Regions from separate parts of the Mus musculus genome. Here region 2 is linked to region 1. Evidence: chromatin loops called from intact Hi-C (ENCODE). Cell type or tissue: left cerebral cortex. All regions are shown on one strand. Links, peaks and the distances in the headings refer to the core of each region. The heading gives the core; the rest is flanking DNA.

The links. Hi-C counts contacts between places; a loop is a spot of excess contacts. Peaks named below come from ENCODE experiments on the same cell type or tissue, not always from the same donor. Only the 100,000 strongest peaks of a DNase experiment are listed, where the experiment ranks them.
Region 2: it touches region 1 in a loop (13-fold over the local background); 4 of 42 quality-filtered maps call a loop at or near these places.

The regions. Positions count from the first base shown.
Region 1 is chr6:85,126,444-85,131,815 of GRCm38, reverse strand. No RefSeq gene overlaps it. Among named protein-coding and RNA genes, the nearest start is that of Gm5878, 3.0 kb to the right of the region's middle. In left cerebral cortex, for the core only: no CTCF peak of the experiment used is centred there; no DNase peak of the experiment used is centred there.
Region 2 is chr6:85,183,006-85,188,377 of GRCm38, reverse strand. Emx1 (empty spiracles homeobox 1) reads right to left here and starts at 447. Exons shown (of 3, transcript NM_010131.2): 1 at 15-447. The coding sequence starts at 435. In left cerebral cortex, for the core only: no CTCF peak of the experiment used is centred there; DNase peaks (open chromatin) are centred at 451, 909, 2,183 and 2,367; H3K4me3 peaks cover 2,186 bases; H3K27ac peaks cover 704 bases.

The DNA of each region.
Region 1 (5,372 bases), core at 319-5,318:
GTCAGAAAGGGATAGAGTGACTCTTCTTAGGAGGCCCCAGGGCCCCCCTAGTCACCTCCAGCCATCTGTGCCCACAGAGATTTCTCCAACACTTAACAGTCAAGACAATTCCCACAGAGAGCTCAACCTTGTTTAGAGGATTTCTGAATTGAGGCTCTCAAGGGATTTTTTTTTCATTGTGGCAAATTGACATTGAAAACGATCAAAACTAGGGAAATAGAGATAGGAAGGTCCCCAGGGTTTGCTGGCCAAACCAGTCTAGAAAAATCAGTGAACACTAAGTTCAGAAAGACCCTGAATCAAACAATAAAGTGATGGCAAGGCCTCACTCCAGCACTTGAAAGTCAGGGGCCAGACAGATCTCAGTGAGTTTGAAGCTTTGTCTGCAGAGCAAATTCCAGACCAGCGAGGCTTACAGAGTAAGGCTATGTCTTAAATAAAACAAAACAAACTACAGTTCAGGCATGGTGGTGCACACCTTTGATTCCAATAGAGGCAAAGAGACCTCTGTGAGTTTGAGGACAGCCTGCTGTACAGAGCAACTTCTAGGACAGCCAGGACTGTTACACAGAGATCAAACATACACACACACACACACACACACACACACACACACACACACACACAATACAGTGAAGAGTAACTGAGAAAGGCATCCAAGACTGACCTCTGGCCTCCACACAAATGCAGTACTGGTGTGCACATTCAAACATGGGTGACTACAAGGTAGATAAGATGATAGTAGAATGACTGAGTGGGCTGAAAAGAGAATTAGACTAAGGAAAAGGACACAGTGATGGACATCTACTGTGATGGACACCATGAAGGAGCCGCACTCAGGGCAGTGGACTCACACTCGGGCCCTTTTGGAAGACGAGGGAAGGGGATTTCTAAGGATTTTTGAAAGACAGGGCACTTGCAAGTGTTTGAGGCTGCAGAGTCCTAAGACAACTATGACTGAAAATACACTTCTGGAAATTTACATAGAAAAGATGGACGTGCAATATGATATAGCTAGGGGCCTGAGTAAGAGGCAGCAGTACAGCTCAGTTGTAGAATACTTAACCTAGCATGCATAAGGCCTTGGGTTCCATCCTCAACACACACACACACACACACACAGAGGCAGAGGCACAGACACATGCAGGGGTGCCATCCCACAATGCACACACAAATAGTTCAATGAAACTTTATAAAGAATAAAAATTCCAGTAGTGAATATTTAATGAGAGTCAACTATGCTTTTGATTGATAGAAAAGTTTAAGGAAGAATGTTATAAAACTGTACAAGTACAAGTGAGTCTCCTTTCCTTCTGAGACTGGACTTGAAGTTGAGATTATCTTGCCCCAGCCTGCTGGATGCTGAGATTACATGTGTGGGTCATCTAGCTCTTCCTCCTCTTCCTCCTCTTCTTCCTCTTCCACTTCCTCCTCTTCCTCTTCCTCTTCTAATTTTTTTAAGGGAACCCATATAACTAACTGCAGGGATCTACAGATCTGCTCTAAGACTTTCCTGGTTGGGACTGGGAACACAGTTCGCTTGACAGAGTGTAGCTCAAGGCCATCCTTTACTACATTAGTAAGGCTAATATGGAATTCATGAGAACTTGCCTCATAAAATAAAAATAAATAATGTAAATTCATTTTCCCTTCTCCCAAGTTTCTTTACTTTTTATTTTAAAATCTATTCTCCGTAGCAACTCCGTTCTCTAGAAATGTAATATGACACACAGAACTTTAAGTGTTATAAAAGCTGAATTGAATATTTAAAAAGAAAACAGAGCTGGATGTGGTAGAAGAGGCAGATGAACCTCTGAGTTCCAGACTAGCCAGGGCTGCATAAGATCCTACCCCAACAACAACAAAAAAGGTTGAAAAGAAAACAGGAAAAAAACTTAGTAAATTTCACTTAACCAGATATGTTCATTTTAATGCACAACTAATATAGAAAATATTGAGATATTTTATATTTCAAAATTACTGTTTAATATACATCGCCCAATATGATGTATATTATTTTACATTGATGGACTTCTTGGCTGTGTGTTCAAGTATGGTACATATTTTCATTTTCAGAACATTTCAATTTTGGCCACCAAATTCACCTAATTAGTATATGTGACTACTGGATTCCACATTAGAGAAGATAGTCCTAGAAAGCAGCTAGCATTTATTGAAGGTTTACTATGTACTGAGCACTGCCCAGAGGTTACCATGTGGAGACTGTAACCCACTTAGTATTACAATAACTCCAAGAAGCTATGCCTGTCATTTTCTTTTTCTAAAAAGATTTATTTATTTATTATATGTAAGTACACTGTAGCTGTCTTCAGACACTCTAGAAGAGGGCATCAGATCTCTCATTATGGGTGGTTGTGAGCCACCATGTGGTTGCTGGGACTTGAACTCAGGACCTCTGGAAGAGCAGTCAGTGCTCTTTACTGCTGAGCCATCTCTCCAGCCTGTCATTTTCTTAAACACATATTGCCCTTGCAAGAATATGCTCATGAAAGTTTGAGAGGTTTGTAAACCACTTTTCTGCTGGGATTGGGTAGAAGTCTGACTGTGAGGATGTGGGGAGAGAGGAAGTGGTAGAATTGGCCAGAGACTAAATTATTCAGAAAGTTGGAGGGTCAGCTGGTTTGGCCACACATACTTAAAATCCCAGTTACCTGGAGACAGAGGCAGGAGATTTATTTTGAGTTTGGGGGCAGCCTGTGAGTTCCAGGTCTCTGGAGTGAGATCTTGCTTGTTTCAAGGAGAAAAAATGATGGTGGGTGATCAAGAAGAAAAGTCAAGCGACAGAGGGAAACATCACAGGGAAATCTCTGAAAGAGTGGGAGACATGAAGGGGAGTTTGGCTGGAGAAGAAATGAAGAAATGGGGAGACGAAAACTTGGGGGAGAGAGAGAGAGAAAGGGAGGGAGAGGGAGAGAGAGAGAGAGAGAGAGAGAGAGAGAGAGAGAGAGTGTGTCAAGGTGCTTGATCAAGTCTCATGGTCCAGTACACAGAGTCTGCATTTGGTCCATGCCATCTCAGAGACTGAGGGGAGAGAAACAGACAGAATGGTCCAGATGGTTCAGGTTGGATCAGCAGAGTAGGTGCCAGGATCTCTGAAGAAATCGAGGGAAAAGGCTGGACAGATGTGGGATGAGCTGGCACAGCCAGGCAGATGTGTGGAGTGTAGGAGCTCTTACTGTGTGTGATGGGCCTCCCTCTCCTGCAGAGCCCAACAGTTTGGATGGGAAGGGAAACCACAGGATGATAAAGTGGGCAGCAGGCTGAAGGTGAAAGGTGTGTGTGTGGCGGGGGTGGGGTGGGGGGTATTTTGGTAAAGGATGGTGGTAGAAGGAGAGGTGTGCATGCTGTGGGGGCGAGGGCAGAGCAGGGTGGAGGGCAGGAAGAGAGAACTGGGTGAAGGTCAGAACTTCCATGCAGAATCCAGTAAGGGATGGAAGCCTTGGCTACTTCTCCAGCTGCTGCAGGGGAGTAGCTAGGAAGAGGAGGCCCTAAGGGGAGCAGAGGTCAGGAAACCAGGCAGGTATCAATGCCTGCAGCCTGACAGGAGGGGTCTAGGGAATTCTGGAGAGGAATAGGGAGGAAGGCGCATGGGTGGAGAGCTGCCTAGGAGCAGTCAGGAGCCGAGCAGGTTCTTTAGATGCGAGACTGGGATGGTGGAGACAGTCCGGCTTCCCAGCTGATTGCCTCCTTTAAGGGGTTCTTAGCTACTGCCCGGGCTAGACACGAGGGGAGAAGGAGGAGACAGTCCGGCTTCCCAGCTGATCGCCTCCTTTAAGGGGTTCTTAGCTACTGCCCGGGCTAGACACGAGGGGAGAAGGAGGAGCCTGAGGATGACCTGTGGGACTCAGAGCACACAGACCAGCAAGGGGGCCTGTTCTGTCTCCCCCATAGAGCCCAACACTTGGTTGTCCCCAGAGCTTAAGCCTAGACAGTTTTACTTAATGGAAACTCCGTTTCTGCCCAGACCTTGCTCCAAGGAGACCTTCTTCTGATTCCCACCTCTGCCACTTTAGTGACCTAGCCCCCACCACGCAGGATGTAGCCAAGGAAAAGAGAGGATTCATCCTCATGTGGTCAGAGGCAGCAGTAAGTAAAAGGAGACAGTCAGAGACAGCTACAGGGTTCGGGAGTGGGGAAAGTTTCACAGGGGCAGCAGACATCCAGAGACAGGGCACAGAGTGCTGATCAGGTAGAAAGTGGGAAGCCCAGGGGCCAGCCCTAGGTAGTCCAGAATGAGAAGGGCTGGAAGGTGTGGTCCCCTTTCAGCCTCCTCTTGCCACCTCTTCCCTACCTCGCCCAAGGGTCCCCAGAATGGCACCTGCTTGCCGGGTGGGGGTTGGGGGTAGGTGGGGACTCTTCAGAGCAGTTGAATGGAAAATTAGACTTGAACCATCTTTGTACCTGCTAGGGCTCCCAGAGCTCTGAGGGTTCAAGGCTCCCAGCATTCCCACGGGCTGCTGCCAGGACCTGGCCTGGAGTCCTCAGAGTTGTAAAGGATGTAGACTCCACTGCCCTTCAGGGTTCAGGGGGCCCAGCTCTGAAGTGAGCACTCCGGGATGTGCTCTGGTTAGTCGGAATCACTTACGGGACAGCGACTAGAAAGCAGAATTCTTCTATGTCTCCTCCCTGTCATGGGCGAACAAGGACTTACTGGGTCAGGACCCCCTAACTCAGAGCCCTCTTAGCCCCAGCACCCTGGAAGGTTGGGGTAGAAAATTTGCAGAGTATAAGTTCTACTGTCAACAGCCCTTTTCTCCCCTTAATGCCTGCAAAAGAAACCTGAGCAGATTGGGGAAATGCCCTACAGTTCTAGGTAGCAGGAGGGTCGACCTGTTTGTTCCCAGGTCGCATGTCCAAGAGGCCAGGTTGCCTCTGCCAGCCATGGACCACTGGCCTGTCCTCTTAAGAGCCACGTGTACAACAAGGACAGCTCCAATTTAGGAAACAGTGACCCAAAGACCCTATTTTGGCCTTGTCATCGACTATTGCAGCGGGAGGAGAGGGGACCTGGCAGACCTGCTGCATTGGAGCACCATGAAATGCTGAGGGAGCGCTGTGGAGAGCTAGGTTCTGTGGCTCCTTCCCAGTGCAAACCTGGCCCCTGGGAAAAGAATGCACATCCTGTTTGAAGCAGTGTTCCCCTAAATATCCATTAAACGCGAAATTTCAGGAACAGCACCTCAGCTTCAGAATGGGATTCCAGAGGCAAAAGGTGGAGTAGCAGGCACCCTTAGGTTAGGTGAACGCCGACCAGATTCTCTGGAGAATCTAGGCTGGACTCCAAACAGCCTTCCTAAACTTGGATCCAAGTTCTCTAAGAACTGAGACATCCCAGGACGAAGGGAGGGGAT
Region 2 (5,372 bases), core at 211-5,210, 57 kb before region 1:
GCATGGACACTCACCCTGGAAGCGGTGGCCAAAGAAGCGATTCCGAAGCACCCAGGGGTAGAAGTGGAGAGGGTCCCGATGCTGGGCGCTGAAGAAAGAGTGAGGGGGTTGCAGCGAGGAGGAGCCCAGCTGGTGTGCCGGGTGCACCGTCAGAGCCGGGTGGTTCATGGCCTCTGGGAACACCAGCTCCGGCCCTCCATAGAGCGAGCGGCCGGCGCCCGCAGCGGCAGCGGCAGGGAAGCCACTCACGAAGGCCGTCTCGGCCGCACTGGGGTGAGGATAGTTGAGCGCCGTGGGCCTGAGCGGTTCCTCTGATGCGGCCACAGCCAGTGGATGGGAGCCCGCGCCCCCGCTGCCAGGACTCCCGCCGGTGCCACCATCCTTGGCCACCAAGGACTCTATGGTGAAACCCCGCTTAGCCGCGGGCTGGAACATCGTCGCGGCCGCCGAAGCGGAGTGAGGTAGCGGGGCTCTGGGGAACGCTCGGTGCCCCGGCGCTGCCGCCGTGCGGGGTGTGCACCAAGCCTGGCACATGCACTCACGCCCGCACCCTTCACCTCCCCCGCCCGCCCACCCGCCCGCGCTCGGCCCTTGCGGACCAGCCAGGAGCGGGGCGGCGAGGGGCGTGCGAGAGCCCTAACACCGAGTTGGGCCACTGCGCACCGCCTGGAGCGTGGTCCCCGCGGCCCAGCAGGCAGCTCCTCTCAAACGCCCGGGCGCGGGCTGCCTGTGCTACTGAGAGCCGCTTCAGCGGTCCTCCTGGATCTCTCCCTTACTAATCAAGCTGTGACCGACCACCGCCCGTGATCTTTCTAGCTCTGCCGGGCCAGGCCTGGGCTGCAGCTCTGCGAGGAGAGAGTTAGCGGGCACCTGCCCCGCGCTCCCCCATTGGCCACCGCTCACCTGCCCCAAGGTGGGGGGCGGGGCGGGGCGGGGCGATGGATGGCGGGTGGGGGAATACGGTCCCCAGTCGGAGGCAAAAGCCGGACTGGAGCATTGGTGCTTGATCTAGTGTCCTCCTCCTACCCTCCACTCTGCATCTTGATTTTCTGACTTGGTCCTTTAGCCTCCGCCACACTCTGCTCTGAGGGGGACATCTACAAAGCCTGGGCTTGAGGAAATATACCAAACCCTCTTCAAGCACGTACCTCAGTTGAACCCCCTCCCTTCGCCCTGGGATGTCGTTTCAGTTCTTAGAGAACTTGGATACAAGCTTAGGATGGGTGTTTGGGGTCCAGCCTAGATTCTCCAGAGAACCTGGTCTACGTTCGCCTAACCTAAGAGAGCTCTCCCCTCACCCACCATCAGCCTCCGGAGCTGTTTTCTGAAGCTGCGGTTATGTTTCTGAAATTTCACATTTTTATGGATTTGGGGAACAGTGCTTCAAACAGGATATGCATTCTTTTCTCAGGGGCCAGGTTCGCACTGTCCGGGGAGGAGCGACATAACCCATCACTCCGCAGCTCTCCCGCGGCAGTTCGCAAGGGTTCCAATGCAGCGGTTTTGCCAGCCTTCCCCCTCCCTCCCTCGCGCTGCGACCATCTCCCACTGGACCACGGGGCTTAAGCTCAGAGTGATTTCCTTTCCTTGGGCGTCAGTATTGGACGACAAGGCCAAAATGGGGTCTTTGGGTCACTGCATTCTAAATTGGAGCTGGCCTTGCTGTTCGCGTGGTTCTCCAGAGGACAGGCCAGTGGTCCTTGGGGGGAGGGGAGTGGCATCCTAGCTTCTTGGACGTGTGACCTGCGACCTGCGACCGCGGGCCAGTGTCCCAATCTGCTCAAGTTAGTTTCCAATGCAGGCACTAAGTCCGGAGGGCAAGAAGGCGGTTGACCATTAGAACCTGTACTCTGTAATCTATCTACCCCAACCTTCCAGGGTACTGTGGCCTAAGGGGTCTCTTGGTTAGGAGGTCCAGACCCAGTCAGTCCTTGGTCGCATATGGCGGGAGAGGAGGAGGGCGAAGATAATTTTCCTTTTTTGACGCTGCCCTGGTGAGTCCAACTGGCCACAGCAAAACCCAAACGCTTACCTCCTAGCTGGGCCTCCAGAACCCCGAAGGGCAGTGGGGTCTACACCCCCTACAACTATGGGGACTCCAGGCCAGGTCTTGCAGCGGCCCGCCGAAATGCCCGGAGCCTTGGTCTGGAGAAGCGCTCGGGGCGCCCTCGCTGCTACAAAGCGGGTTAAAGTCTATTTTCCACTCCACTGCTCCGAAAAGCCCCCGCAAGCCTGTACCATTCCGACCCCCGTGGGCGAGATGGGGAGGAGGCGGCGAGAGGGGGCTGAAAGAGGACCGCACCTTGCAGCCCTTCCCGTCCTGGGTGACCCAGGACCAGATACTTGGGTTTCCCACTCTTTACCAGATTCGCGCTACTCACCCTGTCTCACCCTGCCTTCTCCGGATCTCTGCAACTTCTTATGATGCTTTGCCAACTCCCCCAACCCGATACCTGACTCAGATCGTCCCTTTTCAACTCCTGCTTCCTCTGTCCACATAAGGATCAATCTTTCCCTCTTTTCCTTTGCCACATACTGGATGGCAGGGCGGGGTGGGGGTGTTGATCACTAAAGTGGCAGAGGTGGGCATCAGAAGAAGGTCTCCTTGGAGCAAGGTCTGGGCAGAAACGGAGTTTCCATTGAGTAAAACTGTCTAGGCTTAAGCTCTGGGGACAACCAAGTGTTGGGCTCTATGGGGGAGACAGAACAGGCCCCCTTTCTGGTCTGTGTGCTCTGAGTCCCACAGGTCATCCTCAGGCTCCTCCTTCTCCCCTCGTGTCTAGCCCGGGCAGTAGCTAAGAACCCCTTAAAGGAGGCGATCAGCTGGGAAGCTGCACTGTCTCCACCATCCCAGTCTCGCATCTAAAGAACCTGCTCGGCTCATCACTGCTCCTAGGCAGTCCTCCACCCACGCGCCTTCCTCCCTATTCCTCTCCAGAATTCCCTAATCCCCTCCTGTCAGGCTGCAGGCATTGATACCTGCCTGGTTTCCTGACCTCTGCTCCCCTTAGGGCCTCCTCTTCCTAGCTACTCCCCTGCAGCAGCTGGAGAAGTAGCCAAGGCTTCCATCCCTTACTGGATTCTGCATGGAAGTTCTGACCTTCACCCAGTTCTCTCTTCCTGCCCTCCACCCTGCTCTGCCCTCGCCCCCACAGCATGCACACCTCTCCTTCTACCACCATCCTTTACCAAAATACCCCCCACCCCACCCCCGCCACACACACACCTTTCACCTTCAGCCTGCTGCCCACTTTATCATCCTGTGGTCTCCCTTCCCATCCAAACTGTTGGGCTCTGCAGGAGAGGGAGGCCCATCACACACAGTAAGAGCTCCTACACTCCACACATCTGCCTGGCTGTGCCAGCTCATCCCACATCTGTCCAGCCTTTTCCCTCGATTTCTTCAGAGATCCTGGCACCTACTCTGCTGATCCAACCTGAACCATCTGGACCATTCTGTCTGTTTCTCTCTCCTCAGTCTCTGAGATGGCATGGACCAAATGCAGACTCTGTGTACTGGACCATGAGACTTGTTCAAGCATCCTGCCTCCAGTGCATAGCTTGTAAGTGACAAAGGTTCTATGGGAATTCTGCAGAAATTCAATCAATAACAGATACTGCCCAGGGACAACACCCATTCCATAGAAGCCCTGGAGAAAAACCACCTGGGAAGCAGCTACCCTCTTTGTTGGGATGCACTAAGGGAGCATCTTCAAGACTTCCCTTTAGCTTCAGGTGGTTGTGCAGTATCTAGCCAGGCCAGGTAATTTCTCCATCAGAGCCTTGGCTATGAGCGAAACTCCATGTAGTATCCTCACCTGTCCCCTCTCTCTTCTAGTTTTCATTTCTTCATTTCTTCTCCAACTGACTTCCTGTTCATGTCTCCCACCCTTCAAAATATTTTTCTATCATGTTTCCCTCTGTCTCTTGACTTTTCTTCTTAATCACCCACCATCATTTTTTCTTTCTGAAACAGGTAAGGTCTTACTCCAGAGACCTTGAACTCACTATTTAAACCAGGCTGCCCCAAAATTCAAAGTGAATCTCCTGCCTTTCTCTTTCCAGGAACTGGGATTTTAAGAATGTGTCATCACACCCAGCTGACCCTACAACTTTCTGAATTCTTTAGTCTCTGGCAAGTTCTCTCACTGCCTCTCTTCCCACATCCTCACAGTCACTTCTACCCAATCCCAGCAGAAAAGTGGTTTGCAAACCTCCGGAACTTTCATGAGCACTTCCTTGTAAGAGGGATACTTGCTTAAGACAATGACAGGCACAGCCTCTTGGAGTGATTGTGAAACTAAATGGGTTACAGTCTCCACATGGTAACCTCTGGCCAGTACTCAGCGCAGAGTAAACCCTCAATAAACGCTAGCTGCTTTCTAGAACTGTCTTCTCCAGGGTGGAAGCCAGGAGCCACATATACTAATTAGGTGGATAAATGTTGGTGGCCCTAATTGAAATGTTCTGAAAATGTAAACATGTAGCATGCTTGAGCACACATGTAAGAAGTCCATTAATGTAAAACAGTGGACATCATATTGGATGGTTGAGTACTGTACAGTCAGTAATTTTAAAATGTACAGATTTTATTAATTTTTTATATTAGTTGTACATCGTAAAGAATATATCTGGTTAAATGAAATTTTATTAAGATTTTTTTCTGTTTTCGTTTCCAGTTTTTTTGTTGTGGTCGGGACAAGATCTTATCAGCCCTGGCTAGTCTGGAACTCACAGAGGTTCATCTGCCCCTGCTACCACACCCAACCCTGTTTTCTTTTTAACTCCTTAATACGGTTTCTATAACACTTAAAATTCTGTGTATCATATTTTTTTTTCTATTGAACAGAGTTGCTACAAAAATAGATTTAAAAAGAAAAAGAAAAGAAATTTGGGAGAAGGCAAAATGGATTTAAAATATGTATTTATTTTATTGGTTTTTTTGAGACAGTTTTCATGAATTCCCAACTGGTCTTACTAATGTAGTAAAGGATGGCCTTGAGCTACACTCTGTCAAGTGAGCTGTGTTCCCAGCCCCAACCAGGAAAGTCTTAGAGCAGATCTGTAGATCCCTGCAGTTAGTTATATGGATTCCCTTTAAAAAAAATTAGAGGAGGAGGAAGAAGAGGAGGAGGAGGAGGAGGGAGAGGAGGAGGAGGAGGGAGAGAAGCTAGATGACCCACACAGGTAATCTCAGCACCCAGGAGGCTGAGGCCAAATAATCTCAAGTCCAGTCTCAGAGCAACAGGGGACTCACTTGTACAGTTTTATAACATGCTTCATCAAACTTTTCCAATCTAAAGCATATTTGGCTCTCATTAAATATTCACTATTGGACATTTTTATTCTTTATAAAGTTTCACAGGACTGAA